Regions from separate parts of the Homo sapiens genome. Here region 1 is linked to region 2. The links are chromatin contacts, found by Hi-C or POLR2A ChIA-PET in ENCODE. All regions are on one chromosome and are shown on one strand. Each heading gives the region's core, a stretch centred on a gene start or an enhancer-like site at or near the end of the contact. The rest is flanking DNA. Distances are from core to core; before and after follow the strand shown. Region 1 overlaps LOC125312414 (a long non-coding RNA gene). Region 2 overlaps GPR161 (G protein-coupled receptor 161).

Region 1 (6,788 bases), core at 1,506-4,005, 350 kb before region 2:
GACCCTCCACCTTCTCAAAAACTCGCTCTGCAGGCTCAATATTTGCTTAAACATAAGCAAATCTACACACTTCAGCTGACCCAGGGTTGCAGATTGATAGGGATTTATTCTGGACTCATCATAAATGCTTGTATTATAAATATGATTTAGCACTTAACCATGAATCCCCCTGTATTGTTCTCCAGTTGTGTGCACTTCTCGAACAACATAATTGCATGGTGGTAAAGAGCTCTGACTTTGAACTGACATGGTTCAAATCCTAACTTCTCAACTTACAGTAGAATAAATTAAAATACCTATAATTTTTATGGTGTTACTGTGAGATTACATAAACTAGCGCACGTCAAATGCTGTGTCTGGCACAGAATAAGGCTCTCTAAGTGCCAGTCTTATCATAATCCCCAAGTGGGGCAAGGAACATCTTCTACTCCTCATTTACCCCTTATAATCTAAGCACACAATAAACGCTAGGCACACGATGGGTGTTTAATACATGCTGACCAACTGACTGAATAACTTCCCCAATATGACTGCATTCTTCCAAGGCTGATAAAAACATTTCTGCCCAAGAATTCTATGAAAATTTTTATAGCTGCTTTTTAGGCTCACACTTTGACTTATCATCCCATTGACCTCCTCTCCATCACATACTCCTTTAAAGTAAGAAAGAATTCCCCGTGCTGTTCCAGTGGCTAAAGGTCTCATGGCTGCAGCAGTGAGTCAGCAGCTCACCCTGCAGCTGGCAGCTCAGACCCAACCGTGGCCCACTGTGCTCAGTGTGTCCTGCAGCAGCCACGGGTATTCCCAAGGACACTGCAGCATCCCACCTGGGGCACTGCAGTTATCTCAGGTCCATGCCTCACTGCAGCTTGAAGCCTGATGCTGATGAGTGTGCAGAAGAGCTGCTTCACTTCAGCTGCCTTTAAGCCCCTGGCCACTTCTGGTCCCCAAAGCCTACAGTTAAGGAAACAGAGCACATTCCCGCAAACAGAATCCTCAATAGGGCGGCCTGGCAGCCATCTGCATACTGGGCAAAGCACATGCAAAGCTGCATCCATTGGTCTGAAAAGCATCCTTTTTATTACTGACTGTGTCTAGCCAAACCTTGGGCAAGGGGGTAGGAAGATTGGGAAGGAGAGCCCTCTGAGCCCTTAGGGCCTAAATGTGCTTGTTCAGGCTAAAGGGAAAACAGACTCTATCTATTCTCTTTTGATGAGACAGTGAGCTCCTTGACAGCAAAGACTGCGTGGGGTTCCAGAGGCATCCCCAGTGCCTAGCCTGCACACAGGAGGTTCTCAGTTCATGTTGACAGCTGGTGATGGCTGATGAATGGCCAAGCCCATCAAGTAGGAGTGCAATACTGCAGTTTCCTCCCATGTCCCTGGAACACCACCTCCTGCCCCCACCATGATTCCTCCCTCCTCACCTCTACCACATGCTTCCAGTGCCCCAGGAGCAAAGGAAGAGCTCCCTCTCTCTCCCCATTGGAACCTGATTTGTTGAAGTTGCCCCCCACCTCAGAAGCCAGAAGAGAGGCTTCGATGGAAGGCACACAGCCGTTCTAGCAACTGAATGGAGATCATAGGTACATATGTATATATTGATTGTGATACTTCTGAGGGATCTATCTCAGTTCCCAGAAGAAGAAAATGGCATGGCTTTTTCACTGGGCATGGTCACTATGAGCTTCAATGATTGAAATGGAAATTAAAGTGAAAGGCTTTCCTCAGTCCCCAATAATGTATGTTTCTGTCTTGCCTTATACAAATTTCCCCCCAAAAGCTATTCTATTTGATAGCCTGCCTCTCTTCTCTCTCTCTTCACTCTCTCTCTCTCTCTCTCACACACACACACACACACACACACACACACATATACATGCTATGTAATGTGGTGCTGGAAGAGATATTAATCAATAACTACTGAATCAATAGTAGTAATTTTCTCACTTTGATTTTCAGTAGTAATCAATAACTACTGAAAATCAAAGTGAGACTGAGGACCAGAGGTAAGTGACCTGACTAAGTCTCACAGCCAGTAAGTGGCCTTACTAGACTCCTGAATTCCAATCCAGTGATCTTTTCACTTCATTATGAAATTGTTTGGTTTTGTTTTCTTGTTTGTTCGTTTGTTTTTGTTTTGTTTTGTTTTTGCTTTTCTTTAATGTCTTCAAAGGAGAGCTAATGTCAGGTTTTTCCTCACTGAGAAGTTGCAACATCTCCCAGGTAAAAGCCAGGTCCTCCAGGTAAGACATTCTCCCAGATCCTGCTTTTTTTTTTTTCCTTTTTTTTTTTTTTCTTCATTCTCCTGGGATGCTGTCTCACCTAAAATGGCAGGGAGGACCCTGGACCGCTCACCTTCCCATGTAATAAGTGATAAGTATACTTATCATACAAAAGAGATGGAGAGGCTCTTCCCTATCACAATCTAAAGCCCAGACAGATACAGTCATCATTTGTGACAATGAAGATTTTCCTTTGCAAATGCAGCAACTTAACGGTAAAATTGTGGAAAGGAGGCTGTGTGTGTTCACCTTGGTCGGTGCTGCAGCCCAAGCACAGCTGGCGCCTCTAGGGCGCATTCAAGTGAGGGAATAGTTATACTTGGCAGGCAGTCCTGACCAGCCATTTTGCCCAGGTCTCCTTGGATGCCTTCAGACTGCAGAGATCTTATTCAGTTTGCATCCCCCGCACAGTCTGCAAGCCAAGCTGCAGACATCAATCTGTTTCAGGAGAAAGAGCGCCACCTCCTGTCTCTGGACTGCAAGACCATATTTCTTTGAAAACCGCAGTGATGTTCTAAGCGGCTCAGTGCCTAAAGAGATCCGCTCTCCACAGCGAGGGGAGAAAATGGCACCTATGAAATTCGTACCGATACCCCATGTCACACTGTGAACCAGTGACTCTCCCAGGAAAACCCTGGACAAGCCCTGCAGCACGCATCCTTCTCCTTTCTTACAGTTTCATTTCTCCCCTCCAGCTTAGAACAGATGGAAGCCTTAGAGGCTTGTCGTTCAGCTGAGGATCTGAATGTAAAGAGACATGCTCAAGGTCACACAGCGGCCCCGTTCTAGACCCAACACAGACTTCTCCCACGCCAAGTAAAGGCTGGATCGAATTTATGCATTTCAGATTTCTTTCTCTTTGCCCGCAGTAGAAATTTTGCAACAGAGTTTTCTTCACTACTGCTTTGCTGATCTCACCCACTATGATCCCAGCTACAGTCCCCTCTCTCTTCCACATTATCCTTTGTAGTATAGCTGTATATGTTCAAATGTTAGCTCCCCTATTAGAACCCAAGTCTCTTGAAAGGAGGCCAATACCTGATTAATTCTTGCAGCCTTTTGGAGGACTTCCTGCTAGTTAAGCATCTGGGGACTTAGCTCCCCATGCCCTATTTCTTCTCAAGGGCCTCAGAAATCAAATCCACTCTCCTGGTCTTTTTAAAGCTGTCATCATCTACTGCTCTCTTAGGGGTCCTGTTTCCCCAAGAATGACTGAAAAGGACACAAGCTCTCTGGTTTCTCGCTTAGTATCTTCTTTCCTGTTCAACACCCCCCCAAAAAAATTACATCAGCCCTTAATATTTCAAAAGTTTTATTTCTAATCACTACCAGCAAACAGATGAGATAACAAATACAACAGTTTTTGCAATTGACAAAGTTTCCTGAGATTTTTCTGAATGATTATCTCCTGAAACAAAAGAAAATACTCAATTGTGAACTCTACTTATCTTTGCTCTCATCCCACCCCCAAAAAAAGAAACTTGAGAGTGGAGCTGCAACTTTACAGCCTAAGGACAGGAAAACCAGTGCCACGATTTCCACCAGAGGAGGCTCCACAGCCACAGACCGTCACATAACCAGTCTGCCTCATCCTCCTCATCTGTAAAATGGCCAGAATAAAAGTGTTTACTCATAGGAAAATCCTTATTTGAGGATTAAATGAGGTCATTTAATCCCCAGAGTGGTATATAGCAAAAATTAAGTCCATGGTCGATGGTTATTTAATTCATTAGGTAATTTATTTCATAAAACAAACCTGATGACAAGAGAATAGAACATAAAGGACAAAAATCTTCAAGGAAAGTAGCAGGGGCTCAGCTGAAGTATAAGGAGTAATACTGTGGGGGATGTGCCAGTGAGTACCAGGAGGAAAGATGCCTTGAAAAGATGCGGGGGGAGAGAAAGAGAAGAGTCCAGAGATCTCATCATTTCACTTCAAAAAAAAGGTGGCCATAAAGCAAAACCCAGGCCTTCCATTCTGCTTCCAGGTCCCATCCACGGAGCTTTGTCCACAGGCATCTGGGCCACCTCTCTCATTAGAGAACGGGGCCAGTCCTGCTGTCCTGGCTGACTTCGGCTCCATTAATCCACCCCTTTGCCTTCCATTCTCCTTGCAGGCTGCCTGTGCTGAAGGCCTCTTGCACTCCTGTGCTATCCCAACTTGCAGTAATTGCTTGGGGTTGTAAATCCAGCAAGTAGAGGAGGCTTTCTGTAGCAGGTCCTAGGTCGGTTGCCTGAGGACAGCACTGCTCTCCCCAGCCCCTAGCACTGAGAGGCCCTGTGGGAAGTCCACGCCTGCCATGGTGGTTGTCCTGCCAACAGCATCTCCCTTCAGGGTTCATCTTATTTTCTTCTGATGAACAAGCAAAGGCAACCAGACTCTCCGTAGGTGTAAGTTGGCACGCACATTTGGCAGGGAGGGTGGATTTCTTGGGGACATTCCATTACTCACTCTCATGCCCAACCCACCCTGTGCTGAGGCAGCAGAACCTTCTCCCTTACCAAGCATTGAGGACGTCCATTCGCCAGGCAGCTGGTAGTGAGCAGGGAGGTGAAAAAGGGGGTCTTTCTGAGAAGCAGGTTAGCAGGTGAGCCACCTGGAGACAGTTAGGGAAGGTAGGTCTATTTTTCTCCACCCAATGTCACCGAAGAACCCATTCACACCCTAAATGGGCTAAGAAAGCCATGTATAAAATGCTGATGCCAACTAGATTGGCATCTTGGACAAGCCCTAGAATGAAGCTCAGGGAATGAAGCAATGTGTTTTTAAGCAGGACCCTCAGCTCCTGCATCCCAAGTCTACAATCTCAATCTCAATTTTGCCAGAGTTGCAAAAACCATGAAATGGCCTCACGTGTAACTCACAAGTAACCCATCGACTGCCCATCAACCTTGAGATAGACATAAAGCTCCTTGTTATGCAGGTTACAACTACCTTGGAAATAAGTTTTATAAGTAATCACAAATTTTATTTCTGTATTTTGATTGTTTTCATAAAACTATAACCCTCTTAGGGTAATTTTGGCAAGTCCCAGGGGTTTTTTCTGTGGTCATCTGTGCCTAGCCCATGTTGAACACTCAGTGTATTTCAGCACCTGTGTCCCCAGTGATTCAGGCTAGAGTTGTGTCTCCTTCCTCATGCAGCAGTAGTGTGATACCTGTTCAGCTTATTCAGGAACACAAGTGTTGGCTGCAACTGTGAAGGTCACTGCTATAGAACCATAGTTGTCAAGTGTTGGCAGTTACCTTAATTACTTAGAGAGTGTGTTAAAATTAGAGATGCTCATCCTATACTATTGAATTTGAATCTATGATGATGAGTAGTTTTAAGAGGTTCCCAGGGGTTTCTGAGGCACCCAGAGTTTGCGAGCTGCACTCTAGCCCCTGGCTACTCAAAATGTGGTCAAAGGACCAGCCGCACCCATACCTAGAAGCATGTTAGAAATACAAGCTCTCTGGCCCTACCCCAAACCTCCTGAATCAGAATCTATATTTTCACAAGATCCCAGCTATTCATTTGCATGTTGAAGTTTGAGAAACACTGTCCTAGGACAAAGGCTATAACATCCTAGCAATCTGAGGTAAGTAAATAGCAGAATTTCCTCCTTGTTTTCAGGGTGAATGACCCCTGCCAGTGTAGTGACTGCTTGCCTTGCCTGCTGGGTAACAGAATCCAGAGACATGCAGCAGGGGCAGCTGGTTGACCAGAACCTTCTAAACAACCTTCAAATTCTGTCCTACCCACTGTTGCACCTTGCCCCTAATCAGTGATGTTACAGATTCAGAGATGGTGAAGGGGATATACCCAGACAACGTGGCAGACTGAAGTCTGGGTCCAAATCTCAGCTCTGCTGCTTTCTAGCAGGGAAGCCATGAAAAAAATCACATCACCCTTGCGATGCTTAGTTTCTGTACATGTAGAGGACATCTGAAGGGTTCGCAAAGATCATTCCAGCTTTTCATGTAACTCATCCTTCCCTGTCCATTTCACACATATGAAAAGTCACAGCTGGAAGGGATCTTCGATCACCTGGTCCAAACTCCTTCCTTGCTGTCCCCAACTCATACATGGGGAACCTGGGCCAGCCAGACAACCCATGAAAGGGCAGAGCCCTGACCAGAACCTAGAGCTTCCAAGGCCGAGTTCAGCATGCTTTGCACCATACAGTGACTGGGACATCATTCTTGGGTTAGGTGGTCGAGGAAACGTATTCTGAGACAGAGATTTGTATGCAGGATGTTTACTGGGGAGTACTCTCAGAAATAACATCTTTAAGGGAGTGAGAGGAGTAAGATTGGGCAGAAGGAGAAGATGAATCCTACAGGAAGCCCGGGAGCTGGGATGTGCCACAAGGTTGTCCTGAATCAAGACAAAGGAACCAGGCCTTTGTATTCCACACCAACCACTGTGGGTAATCTTTATAGACGGACTCAGAAGAGAGCCGTTGGCCATCCATCAATACTCCCAGCAGTCAGGGGACAAGTAGCTCGGTTCTGTGTGGGA
Region 2 (6,442 bases), core at 2,546-5,045:
ATTGGCTAGGCTGGTCTCAAACTCCTGACCTCAAGTGATCCGCCCACCTCAGCCACCCAAAGTGCTGGGATTACAAGCGTGAGCCACCATGCCAGGCCTGGAGTATATTCTTTACTAGAGGAAAAAGAATCCAAGCATTGGACCAGGCCACCTTCTCCTGGCACAGCCACATCCACATCCTTTCCTTCAGTGTTTCCTCTTGTCAGCACCCCCTCCCCACCTCAGCTGCTGTCTTCCTCCTCAACCATCCTCCTCCTCCTCACAGATCAGTGATCTCCTCAGATGGTCCCAGACAATCCGGGGGTGTCCATGCCAAACCTCAGCCTTCCATCGAAGCATCATGGCCTTGTACGTGTGAGGCTGCTCCTTCCTCTGATGACTGATCCGGTGTGCACAGGTTTCCGGACACAATCCCACCACCTTTGATGGGACCCAGTGGAATTACTCTAGTTAGGGGTTAGATTTTTTGTTAAAACTTTTTATTTTGAAATAATTTTAGATTTACAGAAGACTTGGAAAAACAATACAGAGAATTCCCACACACCCAGCTTCCTCTAGGGTTACTGTCTTGAACAACCACAGCTCTAAAACGTTAACACTGGGGCAGTGCCATTAACTACAACTTGATTCAGATCTCACCCGTTTTTCATTAATGTCCTTTGTTTGTCCAAAGATCCAGCTCAGGATCCCATATTGTCTTAGTCAATCTTTGACAATCCTTTACTCTTCCCTTGTCTTTTATGACATTGACAGCTTTGTAGAGTACTTACCAGGTATTTTGTAGACTGCCCCTTAATTTGTGTTCATCTGATGCTTTCTCAAGATTAGAATGAGGTTATCCATTTTTGGCAAAAATGCCACAGGGGCGATGTGCCCTTCCTGTACATCATAGCAGGGGGCACATATGCCAATATGCCTTATTGCTAGTTGTGTTGCTCTTGATCTCTCGGTTAAGGTGGTGCCTGTCAGCTTTCTCCACAGTAAAGCTGCTGATTTTCCCATTGTAATTAATAAATACAACTGAGGAGATACTTTGAGATGATGCAAATACCCTGTTTCCTCTTTGGCCCTTTCCCACTGACTCAGGACACATTTGTGGATCTTGCCTCTAGCATTTTTACTGTGTAGTTTTGAGGTCAAGTAGCTGGATTTTTAGGGCCAAGGTGAAAGGAGACCATCACCTGGCCAAGCCACTGGGAGAGATTTGGAGAACATTCAGCTTGGACTACAGTCCTAATCTCTTGCCAGATGACTTCGGGCAACTCTTCAAACCACTCTAGTTAATTTCTCATCTTCATGAAATAGGTCTTTCTTCCACTTTTCTTCTCAAGAGGGTGAAAGAAATGACTCTAATTATGCACACCCAGTGGCAATGATGACAGGAGATCCTTTCCATGTGGCGATGAGACACAATGGCATCACTGATTTATTTCACGGGCTGATGGAGTTTTATTTCCAAGAGAGGAAGGAAGTCTGGGACTTTTAACCATAGGAGAAAACATTTCTCTGTATCTCAGTATTTTAACCACTGAAATGCTCACCCCTGCCAGTTGCAAGCCCACATTTTCACATATGACCTGTGATCCAGGAGTCCATTCAATGTTGGGCTTCATTTCACTGATTAATGTATTAGTCCAGATTTTGTAAACTCACTTGTCTTCTAGGCAAAAAAAAATAGATGTTTTCTAGATCAATGAAGTTAAAATGAAGAAGGAAAAAAAATGAGGACAGAAAATGGAGCAGGAAAGGGTTCGTAGAACAAAAAGAAACACCTGCTTTTGAGGCCAAGATTTTCCATGCAAGTCACTTGCAGGTGTCCTAGAAGAGCTGGTGAAGCTGTGAGCACAGGCGGAAAACACCAGCTGTGGTTGGTTTGGCACATCCCAGGCAGCTGGTGGTCTCATCTTCATTTAGGGAAAGCAGGCTTGTGGGATGCCTTTGGGCTGAAGAGCTTATGGAATGGGTTCCAAGTTATTGGTCTTTCCGAGGAATGGGAGCTGGGGTGGGGGTGGGGGATGGTTCTTCTTGTTCTTCCCTGAAGGTCCTGATCCCAGGAGGAGGCAGCAGCATCAGTAAGAGTCTGGGAACCAAAGCAGAATGTGGCGCCCCAGCCCAGCCGCTCACCCTGCGCTGTCCATGGCTTTCTGACTGCAGGAGAGAGCCCTGGCCTCTGCCTTGTGTCCCTGGTCCCTCTGTCTGAGCCAGGGCTGACCAGACCCTCTGTGGGCAAGGCCTTGATCTGCAGCAGATTCTGAAACCCTAATCACTTCCCCTGCCACTGGCTCACCTTAGTGTTAACTAGAGGTATGAAGGATGATCTGATCTGTCTCAGAGCCAGCAAGAAGCAACTTGGAGGCTCTTTCTTGATTCTGTTCCTCTCAATTTGTATGGGCACTTGGAAAGGTTTAACCAAAGTAAATGGAATAAGCTTTCCTAAAAGCAGTGCATATGAGCAAAGGCAGAAGCAGAATCCCACACATTTCTGGAGCTTCCCAGCTGACTTGGATGTCAGGAGTCTCCTGGGCAGTTGACAGTGTGTCCTTTATATCTAGCAGATTTCAGCCATAATCAGTGGTTCTGCTTCTCTCATTCTGTTTGTCCCAAAGTGAGGAAGTACAAAATCTTAGGCTTTCCATGGGTGCCAAATGTCGCTGGGCCACCAAATACCTTCTGCTTGTAAGGTCTCCTTAGCCAATTCCCACGGGGAAGGTCACTTAGGAATTTAGATCTCTGGACTTCCTGGAGGTTGCCACGCAGCACCACCATGTGGCAGATAGGTCAGCCCTGCATGGACATTGCTAAATGCTACCAGGTGGTCTTAGGATGGTAAAGCACCAATACAAAGCTGACTGGTGGCTACTGGCAATGGGAGCCAAGAAGAGGCTTCAGGAGAAAGTGCAGGCAGCCCCTCCACCTGCCCTTCCGCTGGCCGACCCAGAACCTTCACTCCAGCCAGGGCTGGAGAGCCCGAGCACCACCCCTCTCCCCAGCCAGGGAGGGTGGCCCAGGCAGTATCAGGGGGCACCCCCTCCAAACGCCGCCCTTACGAGACCCTTGAAGCTCCTGGGCATAGAGCCTTTCCCGTTATCTCCTGCGAAGGACACTGACTCACGTTTGTCCAGGGGAAAACACCTCGCTCCAGGTTCTTCCTTGAGAAGGCCTAGCTTGAGGGCGGGGAGGGTGACCCCAGAGCCTTTGGATTTACTCCCTTGCCTTCCTAAGTTCCTTTGCTTGGGGGCATCTAGAGGTCTTGTAGTTAGCTCAAAGTACCTGCAAATTTATCTCAGAATCACACCCCTGTTCTTTCAGCTTCTCAGAGCACTGTGACTGTTGCTCACCGCATGCCTCTGGAGAGCCACAAACCTGATTCCCCGAGCCTGTGCCTTTGTGCTTTTTTCTTGAGGGGTTGGATTGTGCTCAGCCCAGTAAATACATTGTTTCATGTGAACAATCTCAGGGTAATTGTCTCCACCCTCTGCTGGTAAATGCTGCATAAACACAGAGGAGAGGGATGCCACCTGGCTGCCCCGTTTCCAGACCTTTTAGCTGAGCCGCATTGGCCTGGCTCAGACCATTCCTCCCACTGGTGCAGACCGACATGTTCCTGGCTTTCACTGCAGCCTCAGAGATGGTGTCCAAAACCCACTGCGGCTTCAGCCATCCCAGCTGGCAGGAGATGCCCCCACAGGCTCTGCTCCCTAAGCCAGGCCTCCTGCTGAACACAGTCATGTTCTCAGGCCGAGACCTTGGGAGGATGGGCATGTGCAGGGGAAAGGATTGGGGCCTTTCTGGTCCCAGCTCCCTACAGTAACCCCCAGTCAAGAGGAAGTCCCCTTGCAAAAGCAGGATTCCCAAAAGCAGCGAGAGGGAAGTTCTGAGAGAAGCCTGCTGTGACCACCCCGCCTTCCCACACCATGTCCTCCTTGGCTCCAGGGAAGAAAGGAGAAAGTGCATTCTATTGCCTTGTAACCTCTGAAGAATTAGGGTAGAATGAAGGAACAGGTCTCCTCCTATCTGTGAGTGTATCATAAAATACAAGAGTGTCCTTTATGGCAGATTGCAAAATCTGCCAGGCAGTGGATCTTCTTCATGAGCTCCCAGGAGTTTGACTTCTTGTGCTTTGTTTTTAATTTCTAAGAGCGTTTTGTTATCTCCATGTTCCTTTTTTCATAGCCTGCAGCTCTTTTTTTTATTTTCCTAACATTCTGAGGATGACCCATTGTAATATTTTTTGCTCTCTTAAGCTCCCTGCATTGAATCCTCTGAGGTCCATTTTTCTTTTCTTTTTTCCCATCTCTGTCTTTCACGCTAGTACCTTCCTTTAAATGTCTAGTGATCCTTGGGCACCCCTTCACCTCTAATAACGAGGGCCTAGAAAACCACAGGGAAGCCCTGGGTGGTGGGATGCAGGCAGGCTTCCTGACTGTGGGTTGGTCTGGCAGGGCCATTTCACAGGCACCTGACTCTCAGTGCCTGTGAGTCTTTCCTCTAGGCTTGGTGGATTTTCCCAGGGAAGAGTTCTGCAGTCTCCAGCCCAGGTTAAGTGGGACAAGGGGCCAGGGTCCCACTACTTAATATGTAAATTTCCACAATACCCTCAGTTTTTACTGGGTCGCTTCTGCCGCGGCTGTGCCCGGGGCTCACTCTCTCTCCTCTCCTACCAACACTGGGGTCTGGCGCCCGAGGCCTAGCCTGGAGAAGAGCAGTGGCTCCTGGCCCCCTACCCCCCAACCCCGTTCCTGAGTTTTCAGAGCCTGGTGAAGCCTGCCTCTCCCAAACCTCCCCGTTGCCAACCTCAGTTCTCTATTCCGGGTCAGCTCATCACTCTCAACCATCTGCTTTCCAGCTTACAAAAATTCTCTCCTTCCTTTGGGGTGTAAGCCTCTTAAAAATCCCTCTTTGATAATTCAAGTAGGATTTCAGGAGGTGAATGTGGGGTTGAACCCTCCATCTTTAACGGGAAGATCTTCTCACCTCACATTTTCCCTCCTGCCTGCCTTTTTGATTGTGCTCCCTGGCCCTCTGTCATCACCTTGGTGGTGGTTGACATTGTCAGGAGAGTTTCCCCTTTGGGGGAACCCAGTGAGTGCTGCTGACACAGTGGGACAGAAAAGAGGGGCGAGCCAGGAGGGAGCAGCTAAGCTCTCCTGTCTTTCAGGGAGTTGAGAGTGAGTTTTGCAAGGGCGAACAGAAGGGCAGGAGATGGGTCTGTGGGGAAACGGAGGCTGGGGCCCCTCCTTGCAGAGTGTGATTGTGTTGTCAATGCCAATTTTGTCTTTCAGACCTGGGCCTGTCCCCACACCTCACTGCGCTCATGGCAGGTGGACAGCCCCTGGGGCACAGCAGCAGCACGGGGGACACTGGCTTCAGCTGCTCCCAGGACTCAGGTAACCTGCGTGCTTTATAAGCCTCTCACCTGTCGCGTTTTCCCTGTGTTGCGTTTCCCCCGTGTCGCGTTTCCCCTGTGCAGGCTCAAGAGCTGGCGGAGGGGCATTTCCCACGGTGGGTGGGGGGTGAGAATCATAAGTCTGGGTTTCCAGTCGTGGCTTTGACTTTTCAGCTTTCCTGTGTCTCAGTTTCTTCCTCTACAAAATGGGGCTGTCAGTTCCTGTTCTCTCTGCCGCACGGTGTTATTAGGGGGTTGAAAGTGAGTGAAAGCCTTTGCAAAATTAAAATGAGAAATGATTGTGATGATAATAACCACTGACCCAGAGGGGCCTTGCAGTCAGCCTGCCTGGTCTTCAGTCTCCAGTTGGCTTTTTAAGAGCTGTGTTATCTCAAGCAAGTTGCATGATCTCCTCCTAAACCCTCAACTTTCCCCATCTGTGAAATGGGGGTACTAATCCCCATTACAGGGCAGCTGTGAGAATTGAGAGACTTAATGAATGTGAAGCACTCATCTTGTTCTTGGCACAGAAGGAGCCCTCCAGCAAGGTCAGCTGGCCTTGTCTCCTCACTCCATGTCCTTTGATATGAAACTCAGTCTCCCTGTAGAAACGCATCTCCACCACAAATCCTGCAGAGCCCTCCCTTTAGCCTCTGCCTAAAGGATCTTGCAAGCCCAGGGCTGCTCCTTGTCTGAGCAGTCGGCTTCCTGGCATCAGAGTCATGGCACCGGGGAGGTGGGGAGCTGCAGATGCTGTATCCTGTGCTGGAAGCACGCTGTTAGAGCCACAGGAGGCCCTGGGCAGAGGCGCATGGGCAGAGGCAGGGAGTCACACTCATGGCTCCACATTGCTGAGGAAGAGCCAGGGTGTCTGGCCACACCTGCTGCCCATCCCCAGGCTGGCTGTTGGTGCACTGGCGCCTGGAGGGAGTGCCGCTGAAGCTGCACAAAGCCGCATGCCTGGCAGTGGGTCTGCCGCTCCCAGCTCCTCCATCTCTCTGCTCTTGGGAGCCTTTGAAAAACCACCTCTGACTTGACCTGGGTTTCCTGTTCCCC

What was found. A loop is a pair of places that touch in the nucleus more often than their neighbours do. ChIA-PET counts read pairs that join two places held with the same protein, here RNA polymerase II (POLR2A).
Region 1: a loop to region 2 is called in a map of K562, with 2.4 times the contacts of the local background. The contact joins two enhancer-like sites. A Hi-C loop is called at or near these places in 1 of 168 maps with a recorded cell type or tissue (K562). POLR2A ChIA-PET finds 5 or more read pairs at or near these places in 1 of 52 experiments (naive thymus-derived CD4-positive, alpha-beta T cell).

What each region holds. Positions count from the first base shown.
Region 1 is chr1:168,435,903-168,442,690 of GRCh38, reverse strand. The region is part of intron 4 of LOC125312414 (a long non-coding RNA gene); the gene reads left to right. Among named protein-coding and RNA genes, the nearest start is that of MIR557, 64 kb to the right of the region's middle. RefSeq lists a silencer at 2,603-2,752. Within about 2 kb of position 2,755, at least 3 of the 41 ENCODE cell types and tissues checked have a DNase peak (open chromatin) inside an H3K27ac peak, as active enhancers do.
Region 2 is chr1:168,089,509-168,095,950 of GRCh38, reverse strand. GPR161 (G protein-coupled receptor 161) reads left to right here. Exons shown (of 6, transcript NM_001375883.1): 4 at 5,283-5,387. Among named protein-coding and RNA genes, the nearest start is that of GPR161, 44 kb to the left of the region's middle. Within about 2 kb of position 3,795, at least 4 of the 41 ENCODE cell types and tissues checked have a DNase peak (open chromatin) inside an H3K27ac peak, as active enhancers do.